Linked DNA regions of Homo sapiens: region 1 is linked to region 2. The links are chromatin contacts, found by Hi-C or POLR2A ChIA-PET in ENCODE. All regions are on one chromosome and are shown on one strand. The core of a region is the stretch at or near the end of the contact, and the rest is flanking DNA. Distances in the headings are between cores, read along the strand shown.

Region 1 (6,650 bases), core at 3,559-6,058, 1.6 Mb after region 2:
TCATAGCAGCTTTATTCATAATAGCCAAAAACTGGAAACAATCAGGCATCCTTCAACAGATAAATAAAGTGTAGTCTACCTATACCATAGAATATTACTCAGCAATTTAAAGGAACAAACAACCAGGACTGGTGGCTCACACCTGTAATCTGGGCACTTTGGGAGGCCAAGGCAGGTGGATCACAAGGTCAGGAGTTCGAGACCAGCCTGGCCAAAATGGTGAAACCCCATCTCTACCAAAAATACAAAAATTAGCTGGGTGTGGTGGTGTGCACCTACAATCCCAGCTACTCTGGAGGCTGAGACAGGAGAACTGCTTGAACCTGGGAGGCGGAGGTTGCAGTGAGCCGAGATCGTGCCATTGCACTCCAGCCTGGAGTGCAAGACTTACTCTCGAAAAAATAAAAGTTAAAATTTAAAAAGGAACAAACTATTGACACATGTAACAACCTAGGTGAATCTTCAGAGAATTATGCTAAGTGAAAAAAAGTCAATCCCAAAAGTTACATACTGTATTATTCCATTTATGTAAGATTCTCAAAATTACCAACTTATACAAATGGATAATTTGTGGTTACCAGGAGTTCAGGAGGGGTGAGGTAGGAGGGAAGTGGGGTGGCTTTATAAGGGCAATATGAGATATCCTTGTGGTGATGGTAATGCCCCGTATTTTGACTGTACCAATGTTAATATCCTGGTCGTGATATTGCACTATTGTTTTGAAAGACGTTACTATTAGGAAAACTGGGTAGGGGATATGCAGGATCTCTATATTATTTCTTACAACTGCCAAGTGAATCTATAATTATCTCAAAATAAGTTTAAATAAATTCCTATGCCCCACTCAAAAAACAAAAAAACTTGTTCTACTTAGTCTCCATCTCAATTAATGGCAACTACATCTTTGTAGTTACTAAAACTAAAAACCTTGGAGTTGTCATTTTTTTTAACATCCCACATCCAATCTGTTATTCTGACATATGCAGCATTTGAGGGCTTTTCACCCTCCACTGCTCCTGCCTCATCCAAGTAACCATTATCTCACATGGATTATTACAATAGCCTCCTAATTAATCTGCCTGCTTCCACCCTAACTTCTACTGTCTATACTCAACACAGCAGCCAGAGTCATTCTGTCAAAACTTAAATCAAATGTTACTCCTCTACTTAAGACCCTCTAGGGCCATCCATTTCTCACAAAAGTGAAAATTTTTATAATAGCCTTCAAGATCCTACATGATCTGGCCCCCATTACCTCACTCTCATTATCTTACTAATCTCCCTAACAGCTCTATCCCCATTACCTACTTAATAGATAGCAGGCACTCAATAAATATTTATTGAATATGCTCTCGATTCAACTCTCACCACAAATCCCACACCACATCCCACATAGCATCTATGCACCTACTGCACTCCCTCAAGAGCCCATGCCATGGTTCTCAGCAAAACGCCACTCATTCTTCTAAGGATACCCCCAGTATCACCCTATTCATTGTTTAACTCCAATACCTAGCACCAAGTAGGAGCAGAATGTCTTAGTCAAGCAGTAAAATCTTGGAAGTAATACACAAATACAGCACAAGAAAAAACAAATAATTGACCTGAAACATGTAATACAAAGGCTATCAACTTACTCAAACTCCTTCAAATCAGAGAAGTTGATTAAGTCAGATATGAAGAGTATTCAGAACAAAGGTACAACTCTGACTTTACGGATTTAACTGTTGACCTTCTATGAGCATATAAATAAGACTTCTAAATCTTCCCTTTCCTAATTGATATTACCTCTCTACTTGAAGCTTAACATTTTAAAAATAAAGCTTAGGCCGGACACGGTGGCTCACGCCTGTAACCCTAGCACTTTGGGAGGCCAGGGCAAGTGGATCGCTTAAGCACAGGAATTCAAGACCAGCCTGGCCAACATGGCAAAACCCCATCTCTACAAAAATACAAAAATCAGCTGAGCACGGTGGCAGGCACCTGTGGTCCCAGCTATTCAGGGGGCTGAAGTGGGAGGACTGCTTGAGCCCAGGAGGCGGAAGTTGCAATGGGCCAAGTTTGTGCTACTGCACTCCAGCCTGGGCGACAGAGCAAAACCCTGTCTCAAACAAACAAACAAAAAAGGCTGGGCACAGTGGCTCAGGCCTGTAATCCCAGCACTTTGGGAGGCCAAGGCGGGCGGATCACGAGGTCAGGAGATTGAGACCATCCTGGATAACACGGTGAAACCCCGTCTCTACTAAAAATACAAAAACTAGCCAGGTGTGGTGCGCGCCTGTAGTCCCAGCATACTCGGGAGGCTGAGGCAGAAGAATCACTTGAAACCGGGAGGCGGAGGTTGCAATGAGCCGAGATCACGCCACTGCACTCCAGCCTCGCGACAGACTCAAAAAAAAAACAAAAAACAAAACTTTATAAATTTAATTCTCCCCTTCTACTGGTCCCTTTTTAAAAACTGCCCTAAAATAAAACTATATCAGCATTTCTTAAACTTAAGAATGCAGAGGACCCCGAGAACTCATTCACACACTGGTTTGAGAAACAATGCCTTAAAAATGAAATGCATTATACATTAAGTTTAGGTGATCATTTGGGGACAATATAATGGCAAATGTAGAGAACCAGGCATTTTTGAAATGGCATGACCAAGAATTAGTCACCCAGTGATCCAAACTGCTTATGTTAATTTTTTAGACTTGATCAAAACAAAAACATAAAACAAAAATTCTTACAGACTGACGAGCATATAACCAAGCATTGACAGTTTTTAAAACCTAATATGGAACAAATTTAAATAAATCTAATGTGGTAACCTTCTACCTTTGTAAACTCACTTGAAATTTGGAACTCAACACATTCTAGACTAATTTTCTTATTACAGGAGTGACTACTTTGAAATTATAAGGTATGCTTACAAAAAATACTTATATCCCAAGCTACACTGTAGTGCAGTGGAGCTGCTCGCCTATTAAAGACATGTATGTTCGTTTTCATTTAGCTTCTTTTCAGGACAGAATAATCTGAATTTATGACATTTTAAACTGGTGTATGTAAAGACTTAATTTAAAAGATAAAGATTCTCTAAAATGTCTCAGTATAGTTAGAAAAATATTTATAGGGCTCTAACAAATAAAAGCAGAGACTAAAGGACACTTAACAGTCCACATTCTGCCTCACTTCTTGCCCAATTTTCAACCATCTCTTAGGGGAAAAAAGCTGTTTCTGAAACTACAGTTGCCAGATATATATCCCTTAAGCATTCCAGCAGGAAATATAAATGTTTGTGTTTTATTTTTCTTAGATGATTAAATGGCCAAAACAATTAAGCTACTTAAGTACTTTAGGAACGGGAATATCTGCATCAACCAGGGAAATCCTCATTACATTTCACTAATGATAAAAGGGCCTTAGGAAATGGACAGCAGTCCTTCCTCAGGGACTGCAAAGACTTCTGGGAGGGCGTCCAGTTAGCAACACTGAAATGTTGCTGAGGAAACATAAGTATGTACCCACAGTACTGTCGCAGAGGAATGTAGGGCTGGACAGGCCCTGCTGGCAAGAAAGAAAACACTATACCAGGTCACACTGTTTTGCAGCTGAAAATTCAAATTTAGGGAGAAACGCAGGACTGTGTCTTGGCCTGAAAGAAAAATGGGACTACTAAACAAAATACCGTTTAATCCTTACAAGTTCTTAATAGTGGATTTTTCCCACCAAGTATCAGGCACTGGTTTACAGATTTCCTAATTTCTCAATAAAAGCCTTCAATCTCTTGATTTCACCATGCAACATTTGCAAGAAATGAAATATTTTATCAATCAAATCCTACAGATGCATTAAAACGAGGCAGGGTTATCCTGGTTAACTCGGAACACAGGGAAGAGGAATCATGATCTCCCTTGTCTCCAAACTCCTCTCTGCCTCCCAAGCCTTCAGGGGCCCAACGCCCCAGTACTCTGAATCTTTATCAAACACCAGAACCTCCCAGTCTTCAAATATGCACCAGTACCCTAAGACAGCTCTTTCCCTTTCACTTTCCCTCTCGGAAATATTCCATTGGTTCAGTCCAGTCACTGGATTACTGCCCCTGCCCGCCTCGGTCTTTACCACTGACCTCTCCCATTCTGGAAAACCCCCACCTTTCCTTGGTCCTGCAAGATTCCTGAGTCCCCCAAACTCAGGACCCTTTCCAGACACCACACCCCCAGCCCCGGCCACCTCCTCAGCCCCTGTCGCCACCCTCTCTTCCAGAGTCTCCTAACTTTCCGATCCAAGAAATTTTGGAGACCCCACCACCGCCATTCCTTGCGGCAGCCCATTCTTCAACGATCTCTAGGCGCTAACACCACTCCTCCCTCCCCGCCCATCTACACACCCTGCTGCCTGCTCCCTGGGTTCCTGCATCTCTCAGGGACCCCGCTTCTCAGGCCCCTTGGAGACCCTACCACCTTGGACCCCTTCAGACACCATACCCTCCGTCCTCAGGCCCGCGGAGACCCTGACCCAACCAGACACCGCCGTCTGCTCCTGACACTTGGAAGCGCCCTTTCCCTGGCCCGGCCTGTCTCCTGCCCTGCGCCCGAGCCCTCCTAGCCTTCCTAAGCCCACACTGCCGCCCCCCTTTACCACTGGATAGAGCGGCGGACACAAGCAGGAGCGCCAAGACCAGCGGCCGCGCCAACCCCACAAGGGCTTGGATGGCCGACCCGGGCAGCAGTTTCGCTTGTGCTGGCCCCCTCATCCTCTTCGGGACGGCAGCGGCCATAACGGACTCGGCTGGGAGCCTGCGCTGTTGCTAGGCTCTACGCCATGAGGTCAGACGCCGCGGCCCTCGGCACATACGTCCCAGCGTGGTGACGTCGAAGCCTGGAGACGTGCTCTGGAAACCGGAATAAGAAGGAAGGATTGCAGGGAGGAGGGAGTTGCCGCTAGGCGAAAGTGGGGACCGCCACACAGTTGGCTGCGGATTAAAGGTAGGGTGTGACGTGCTGAAGAGGGCCAAAGCGAGCCCCTCCCTGCCGCCTGCATGATTGGGTACTATACAGCCAAAAATAGCGTTTTTAGCCATTTTAAAAAGGAAGATCCAGCTGTAGAACAGACTGATCACGAAAGCGAAGTAACTGCTCTTCCTCTCTCAAAGGCGAAAGAAACACAAATGTTAAGTAGTCCTATTTCGGTGATGGGATTATAAGTAATTTTTAAAAATCTTTCCCGACAGTCATTTATTTTTTTTCAACAAAGATTTAGCACCTCTCCCTATTTAAGATACAGCAGTGAACAAAAAGAACCCCCCACCCCCCCGCCCGCCTTGGCAGTTTATTTTCTTGTGAGGGCGAATATGGTGTAAAATACACACTATACAAGATGATAAAGATATTATGGACCGGCCCTAGTGCAGTGGCTCCCAGCACTTTGGGAGGCCGAGGAGGGCAGATCACCTGAGGTCCGGAGTTGGAGACCAGCCTGGCCAACATGGAGAAACCCCGACTCTACTAAAAATACAAAAATTAGCCAGGCGTGGTGGCGCGTGCCTGTAATCGCAGCTACTCGGGAGGCTGAGGTAGGAGAATCGCTGTAACCCGGGAGGTGGAGGCTGCAGGGAGCCGAGATGCCACTGCACTCTAGCCTGGGCCACAGACTCCGTCTCAAAAAAAAAAAAAAAATTATGGAGGAAAAGAAAGGAAGGTAGCTAGGAAGTAGAGGTGAGGGGCTGCCATTGAAAATAACTTTCAGATTTCCTAAAATAAGCTTCTCTTTTTAAATTTTGTTACTTGAAATCCCCAGTGTATAAAAATGCAAACTTACAAACTTCCAAGAAGTTCACCTAGGGCCCTGGCGCCATACTTTGCTCTGTGTGTACGTTCTGTAAATGTCTCCTTAATAAACAGATACAGGCTTCAATTCATAAAAGTTCCATTTGATCAATTTCAGGAAAATCAATGTGACGTTAAGCAAGACATTTATTGTGCCCACAGCTTCACCATTCTGGTCTCTATGATTCCCTGCGAAGATTGCTGTTATCCCCCAGAGACACAGCTGAGCTGTCTCTCTAAAGGGCCTGTGTTCTACTCCTGAATCTGGTTTCCCCTAAGCTTTTATCTCACCCTGGTGACAGCTCAGAAACACACAAACTCTGTGTTAAGAAAACTAAGAAGTCATTCATCTGCACATTTCCCGAAATCCCCCAGAAGCCCGTATTAGACTGAATGGTGTCCTTATTGCAAACTCTCCACTTTAGCCAAGGTGCAAAGTCCTCCCAGTCCCCCAGGAGCTTCCCTTCTCTGAGCGGTACTTAAGTTTTCTGTAAAACCACTCAGTTCAACAAATGAGCTTCTCAATCTTAGTTTCTGCTTGTTGACTTTAAAGTTAATCTATAATAAACACACTGCAGTCCTCTTCCCTGACTCATTGTCCACTTTGTCCATTTGTGTCCTCATACCAGATTGTCTCAATTCTCTTAACTGGTGAGATATTATGAACTCAAAGCATTTTGCACAATGATATTCCAACATGCTGCATGCAACAAGCAGACAATAAGTAACTAGTGAGGGAAATATTCCCTCATACTCAAGAGAACCCTTTATACATTTTTAAATATTTTAGGGCCAGGCTTATGCCTGTAATCCCAAGTACTCGGGAGGCTGAGA
Region 2 (6,482 bases), core at 374-2,873:
AGCAGATTTAACTCTACTTTGCTATCTTGGAGTCAAGAATTGTCCTATAAGGAGGAAGAGGCTCCAAGGCTTGCCTTTTTTGTTTTTTCTTTTTCCTTCATACTACAGACTAAAAGTAGCATCTTCTGGACAGAGAAACAGGCTGTTGTTTTTCTAAGGTCATCATTTGGCCTGCCCCACTTTCCCACCTGCTCTTGAGGGAACTATTGCAAGGACACATACAAGCCCCTACATCAGTCACAGACCAGGGCCTCCATCTTGCAGGGAATGTGCCCAAATTACAAACAGGTAAACCAAAGTGACTCTGGGCAGATTTAATAGCTCATTTTGGTTTCTTGTTCCAGTTATAACAGACTGCTCTGTGTTTGCTCTATGGCAAAAACTTTTATGTTTGCTTTGCAACAAACGTACAGACAGGGCAAACTGTGTTTGGAGTATGGTGTCTTACCAATGTTTTCTAAAAGCAAGTGAATAGAAATGCTTGCAAAAGTATTTTCAGACCTCAGTGGCCAGCGCTGAACACCGCTGTAGGAATGTCCATCAAACGTTGTGGCCATGCTCCACTCTAACAAAAACCTGGTTCCGTGGCATAATTGTGGGGGCTAATTGTCAGGCTAAGTTTCAGACACCTTCCAAAAAAAATTGCAGGGCTTCCTCAGTCTTTAAACTCCAGATAATATTGTCCAAACTTTGACAACTAACCTGTTATCATGGAGATAGCTCCAAGTTGATGGACTGGCCATTAGAGAATGTCTATCAAGCATCCAGGTAAATGACTTGGTTGCTGCCCTCAAGGAACCCACTTAGAGGCTGTCAGAAAATTTTAAGTATTTTCTTCCTTCTATTGTTCATTCCTAAAATTCTGGCAGTAGGTATGATTATTATTATTCCCATCCCACAGGGGAAGTAATTAAGTCTAACTACTTGAATATTTTGCCCCAAATCACTGACAGTAAGAGACGGCCAGACACTGAAACCTGGAATCTCTAAATGTTTAGATATTGATGGGCACCGCTTAGACCAGGGAGTCCAAACCATAGGCTTGCTGTTCCAGTTTCTCTTATCGGATGAAGGGACCCCCATTTCACCGACGTCATTGACTTTTGGGTTCTCCGCTGACCCCAGATGAGATGCCTGGTACCTCATGGTCAAGTCCCCTCCAACGGGGACTCCTCAGAGGCTTGGTCCCAGTTGCTCAGGCTGCCATCTGCCTCCTCAGGCCAGAGCCCGAGGCGCCGCCAGCGGTCAGGTCCCGGGCCGGCTGCCAGCCACAGGCCCAAGTAAACGCTGAATGAAGGGCAGATGGAGGAACCTGTCCCGGTCGGCCGAAGCGCCGCGGGCGCCTTTCCACTTACGGCGGGCCTGCCCAGCCTCCCGCCCAGCCCGGGCCCGGGTCCCGCCGAGGCAGGTGTGCGTGGCGGACTAGCTCTCGGGCACTCGGCTGGCCCAGCTCCACCCCGAACGCCACCGGGCCAGGCCACGCGCAGACCCGAGCCCGGGGCCCCCGCCTCTGGCTGCCGGCCCGCGCCCGCCGCGCGCCCCGCGTTCACTGCGCGCTCGGCCCCGGTCCCGCCTCCCGGAGGGTTTCGCTTTCGCTTTCCTGCCGATGTCGTTGAGGAAAATGAAAGCGGTCGTGGCCAGGACTGGCGCAGCTGCCGTTTCAGGCGAGGGGCGCAGAATGCAGCGGCCGCCAGCCTGGAGCGCGGGCCCTGGGGCCGCAACCCGCGCCGGGCGAGGTAAGCACAGCCCCTTCGCGGCCGCCTCGCGGGCTCCTCCTTGCGGACCCGGCGGGCCCGACGCCAGGCGTTTGACCCGGGCAGGGTCAGGGGTTCTGCCGTGGGGGCGGGGAGGGCCTGAGAAGCGGCACCCTTGGGTTTCGTGGCTTTGAGCCTCCAGGCCAGGCTGGAAGACCTGGGAGGCCTCAGACAAGCGTGCCAAGGGGCTAGCAGCCCGGGGTCGAGCTGGAACCGTGGCAAGTCGGGCCACCTGAGCACGCCTTTCCCTTTTGTAGAGCACCGACCTCCCTGGGTGTTGGTAAAAATCAAAAGTGGGAGGGTGTACGTAAAATGCTGAACAGAATGCCTAACCTGAGCTCATAATCTACTCCCTCTGACCTGTCAGACTCATTTTTCCCACTGGGCCCCACCCCATACCTCATGTAGTTTGCTTAAGTTTCCTAGATCTGGTGCACCTGGGGGCACTTGGAGTGCCTTCCAAGTGTTCCTTGACCGAGCAAGCTGGCAGCTCATCTCCCTTGATCACGGGCATGGAGAGCAACTAGGCCAGGATGTGGCCCCCTTGCCCTGGCCCTGTCCATGTGAAGTCAGGGCCTTACTCTGCTGGGGCCCCCATCCCGGGGCTAGCATAGATGTCAGGGATAGGTGCACTCACAGACCGAGTCCTTCCCAGACCAGGAAATTTCCAGTCCACTGCATCTGCCAGCAGAAGCATGAAAGATGCGTGCCACCTTGTCTTTGCCCTTCGTCAAGTATAGCCAACTCATTCTTGGTATGCAGGAAGGGGGTTCCACCCCAGGGCTGTGGAAACAGCCCCTGCCCTTAGGGCGTTCCCATCCCCTGAAGAGAGAAAATATGTATTCAAGTTACCCATCAGGCAGGTTGTGTAGAACAAGGACAGGTGAGTGAAAGAGCTAAGAGCTGAGAGTAAAGTGACTAAATCATCAGAAACTTTACATTTAAGTTATGACAGGTTTTGCAGGCCAATACCAAGAATCCCCTTTAACTCAATTTTTGTCTCAATAATAATGAATTCAGCCTAATCACACAGATCTGATCATACGGCCCATTACTGAAACAAAACTTGAATGATCTTTACTTTGAGAAAACCATCTGAATTTGACAAAAGATGGTCTAAGTTCCTAAGTTTCAAAACATGGAGTCCGCCGCTGCCCTACCTCAGCAGGATGGTGTTGAGTACTGATTGCTTTTAGAAAATGCTGCTCTTGCCGGGCACGGTGGCTCACGCCTGTAATCCCAGCACTTCAGGAGGCCGAGGCGGGCTGATTACCTGAGGTCGGGAGTTTGAGACCAGCCTGACAAACATGGAGAAACCCCGTCTCTACTAAAAATACAAAATTAGCCAGGCATTGTGGCACATGCCTGTAATCCCAGCTACTTGGGAGGCTGAGGTAGGAGAATTGCTTGAACCCGGGAGGCGGAGGTTGCAGTGAGCCAAGATCGCGCCACTGCACTCCAGCCTCGGCAACAAGAGCTAAACTCCGTCTAAAAAAAACAAAGAAAGAAAAAAAGAAAATAGAGAAAATGCTGCTGTTTTCATGAGCCAGAAAATTAGATGCACTTCCATTCACATTCCATTGGCATGGACTAGTCTCATGGGTCTCACCTAATTGTAAGGTGGCTGGGAAATGTAGCCTGGTGGTGTTCCCAGGAGGAAAAGAACGAGAGACTGGTGAGCACTAGTAACCTCTTCCACAATCGACTAATGTGGTGAATTACTTTATCATGATGTATTTGTAATACACTTTCGTATTTGATTAGATAATATTTTATTTAGGAGTTTAACATCTATGTTTATAAGTGAAACTATCCTGTATTTTTCTTTATTTGTACAGTCCATATTTAACATTTCAAAATCAAGTAACAAATTGGGCAATGTTTTCTCTTTTTTTCTATTTTCTAAAGCAACTCCATTAAGATAGAGATTTTCTGCTCCTTGGAAGTTAGTAGGAGGCACTTGTAAAATCTTCTGGGTCTGAAACTCTATGGGGAAGAGGTTTCAAAATTATTTGAGTCTCTTAAGTGGTTATTCACATTTTTGTGCCAAATTTGGCAATTTTTATTGTCTAGAAATTATTCATTTCATCTGTATTTTCAAATGTATTATCATGTGTTTATATTATTCCTTTATAAGTTTTAAAATGTCTGTTTTATTTGTCATTTCTTCCTTTTTCTGTAATCTCATTTTTAAAAAATCTTCTGTCAGTTATTCTTGATCAGTCTCACTAGAGGTTTGTCTACTTTCAAATAAATACTTCAAGTTTTGTTAACCACCTTTTTTTTGGTCCTCTATGTCCTCTATTTTGCTGATTCTGCCCTTATGTTTATTATTCCATTTTTTCATGTTTCTTTAGTCATATGCTTTTGTAATAAATTCAAACAGTATAGACATTTGTAAAGTGAGACAGGAAAGTCCACTTCAGCCTCCATAGGCAACCACAGATATCATATTGGTGTGTTTTTCTGGACCCTTTCCTATGCTTATACAAATATTTTTCTACAACTTTCTAAACTGAAACTCATAGGTAAACTGCTCTTTATAGGCAACCACAGATATCATATTGGTGTGTTTTTCTGGACCCTTTCCTATGCTTATACAAATATATTTCTACATCTTTCTAAACTGAAACTCATGGGCCTCTTTCTGTGGTGTATACACACACATACACATACATACACACACATACACATCCATTAAAATGGAATACATACCATAATTTATCCATTTTCCATTTATGGGCATTTAGGGTGAAAGTCTTGGTCTTTTAACAATGGAATTTAATTCATTCATATTTATTTTGATCACTGATAAATGTGGTCTTATTTTTGCCATCTTGTTTTGCCATGTATTTATCATGTGTGTTTTTTTTTTCCTTGTGACTCTATGGATTCATCAAAGTGTATTTGTCCCCTGTTTCTTCTTTCCTTCTTTTTATTCAGTGAGTTGGAAGTTCTATATCTTACAATAGGCCATCATTTAGTTCTTAAGCTTAGATAAACTTGTATTTTTGTCTCTGGCAAAAATTAATCAGAACCTATAACCTCCTTCCAAACATAATAAATCTTTTTTTTTATTTTTTGTTTTTGTTTTTGTTTTTGAGATGGAGTCTCGCTCTGTCACCCAGGCTGGAGTGCAGTGGTACAATCTCAGCTCTCTGCAACCTCCACCTCCCGGGCTCAAGCACTTCACCTGTCTCAGCCTCCCGAGTAGCTGGGACTACAGGTCCCACCATGCCCAGCTAATTTTTGTATTTTTAGCAGAGACGGGGTTTCACCATGTTGGCCAGGATGGTCTCAATCTCTTGACCTAGTGATCCACCCGCCTCAGCCTCCCAAAGTGCTGGAATTACATAAGTATGTTTTCTCACGTCTCTTTTTCCTTACCTTTTCCCCACAGGCACATATACACATAGGTATCTGCCTGGGAATTATTAAAATAACCTGAACAATTCCAATTGTTATTAATTCTTCTTGCTTCAAAATACAATTTCCTTTTTCTATGTTAGAAATATTAACAATTGCATTAATCTACAATCTAACCTATTTGTGCAATTGCATATTATACCAGGATAGGAAAGTTTAAACATGTATTTCTTTTAGACTTTTCATTGAATTGCTGAAAATTCATAGTGAATTGTATCTTGAGTAATGCTTCTCTGAGTCTCTTATTTCCCAAAAGTATACTTTGGAATCCATGCAATTCTGATCGTTGTTTGACCTTTGCTGGCACAAAGGCATTCTGAAATATTTGCAAATGCTAAAGTCACTTCCTCATCTTTTACAGAGTTTACTTCAGCTTGGTGAAACCAAGTGCAGTATCAGTTTGTTGTAAGCTTACCACTAATTAAAGGTTCATAAAATAGCCCTGCCCTAGGGTCAGGGACTAGCTAGAAGAGCATGAAAATAGCCTTTGAAGATTCAGCTGCTGGATATTTTACATCAAAAAGCTGAAACGTTTTAACTATTTTAATATTTTGTTTATAGTACTTAATATTTGTGAACGTGAAGTAAAATGGACACAGTCATAGTAAAACTGTGGTAAAACTAACTTGGATGGTGTTTGGGCTGTGGTTATCAGAAGCTGCTTAAAGTGTCCATGCCTTTTATCCCAGTTCTACTTCCAGGAATATGTCCTAAGGCATGTTTTCATATGAGGTTATTTCAGGTGGCGCAGGGTAATTCTAGTTGGGACACATTTGCCACATTGTCTAACACTGACTCACAGTGAGAAAGTTATTCCCATGCTCAATTCCTTTTCAGTCTTCTGATCAACGGAAGGTGAAAAACTTTAGCTTGGTGCTAGCATACCTTTAACACCTCTCTAAGCCTCTCTAATCTCCCATTTTATATAAAAGAATGGGCAAAGGGGTAGCAGTATTTTGACTATATTTTAACCACAGTGTTTTTTTATTCCAATAAAACCTATTATGATTGCCTTCATTTATGGCATATGATGTTGGTTTTCCACTTAAATAAGGTTTGTTTGTTTGTTTGTTTGTTTTTTGAGACAGAGTCTTGTCCTGTTGTCCAGGCTAGAGTGCAGTGGCATGATCTTGGCTCACTGCAACTTCTGCTTCATAGGTTCAAGCGATTCTTGTGCCTCAGCCTCTTGAGTAGCTGGGACTACAGGCACGCACCACCACACCCGGCTGATTTTTTGTATTTTTAGTACAGACGGGGTTTCGCCATGTTGCCCAGGCTGGTCTTGAACTCTTGAGCTCAGGC

What was found. A loop is a pair of places that touch in the nucleus more often than their neighbours do. ChIA-PET counts read pairs that join two places held with the same protein, here RNA polymerase II (POLR2A). Pooled maps may share reads with other maps.
Region 1: a pooled map shows a loop between it and region 2 (5-fold over the local background). The contact joins the promoter of C5orf15 here to the promoter of CARINH in region 2. A Hi-C loop is called at or near these places in 4 of 50 pooled maps. POLR2A ChIA-PET finds 5 or more read pairs at or near these places in 3 of 52 experiments (PC-9, activated B cell and naive thymus-derived CD8-positive, alpha-beta T cell).

The regions. Positions count from the first base shown.
Region 1 is chr5:133,963,817-133,970,466 of GRCh38, forward strand. C5orf15 (chromosome 5 open reading frame 15) reads right to left here and starts at 4,809. Exons shown (of 3, transcript NM_020199.3): 1 at 4,630-4,809. The coding sequence starts at 4,768. LOC105379183 (a long non-coding RNA gene) reads left to right here and starts at 4,873. Exons shown (of 2, transcript NR_134247.1): 1 at 4,873-4,976; 2 at 5,935-6,407. RefSeq lists enhancers at 4,003-4,102, 4,733-4,952.
Region 2 is chr5:132,409,306-132,415,787 of GRCh38, forward strand. CARINH (colitis associated IRF1 antisense regulator of intestinal homeostasis) reads left to right here and starts at 1,624. Exons shown (of 4, transcript NR_161242.1): 1 at 1,624-1,736. RefSeq lists an enhancer at 973-1,022 and silencers at 1,263-1,562, 1,633-1,922, 6,325-6,482.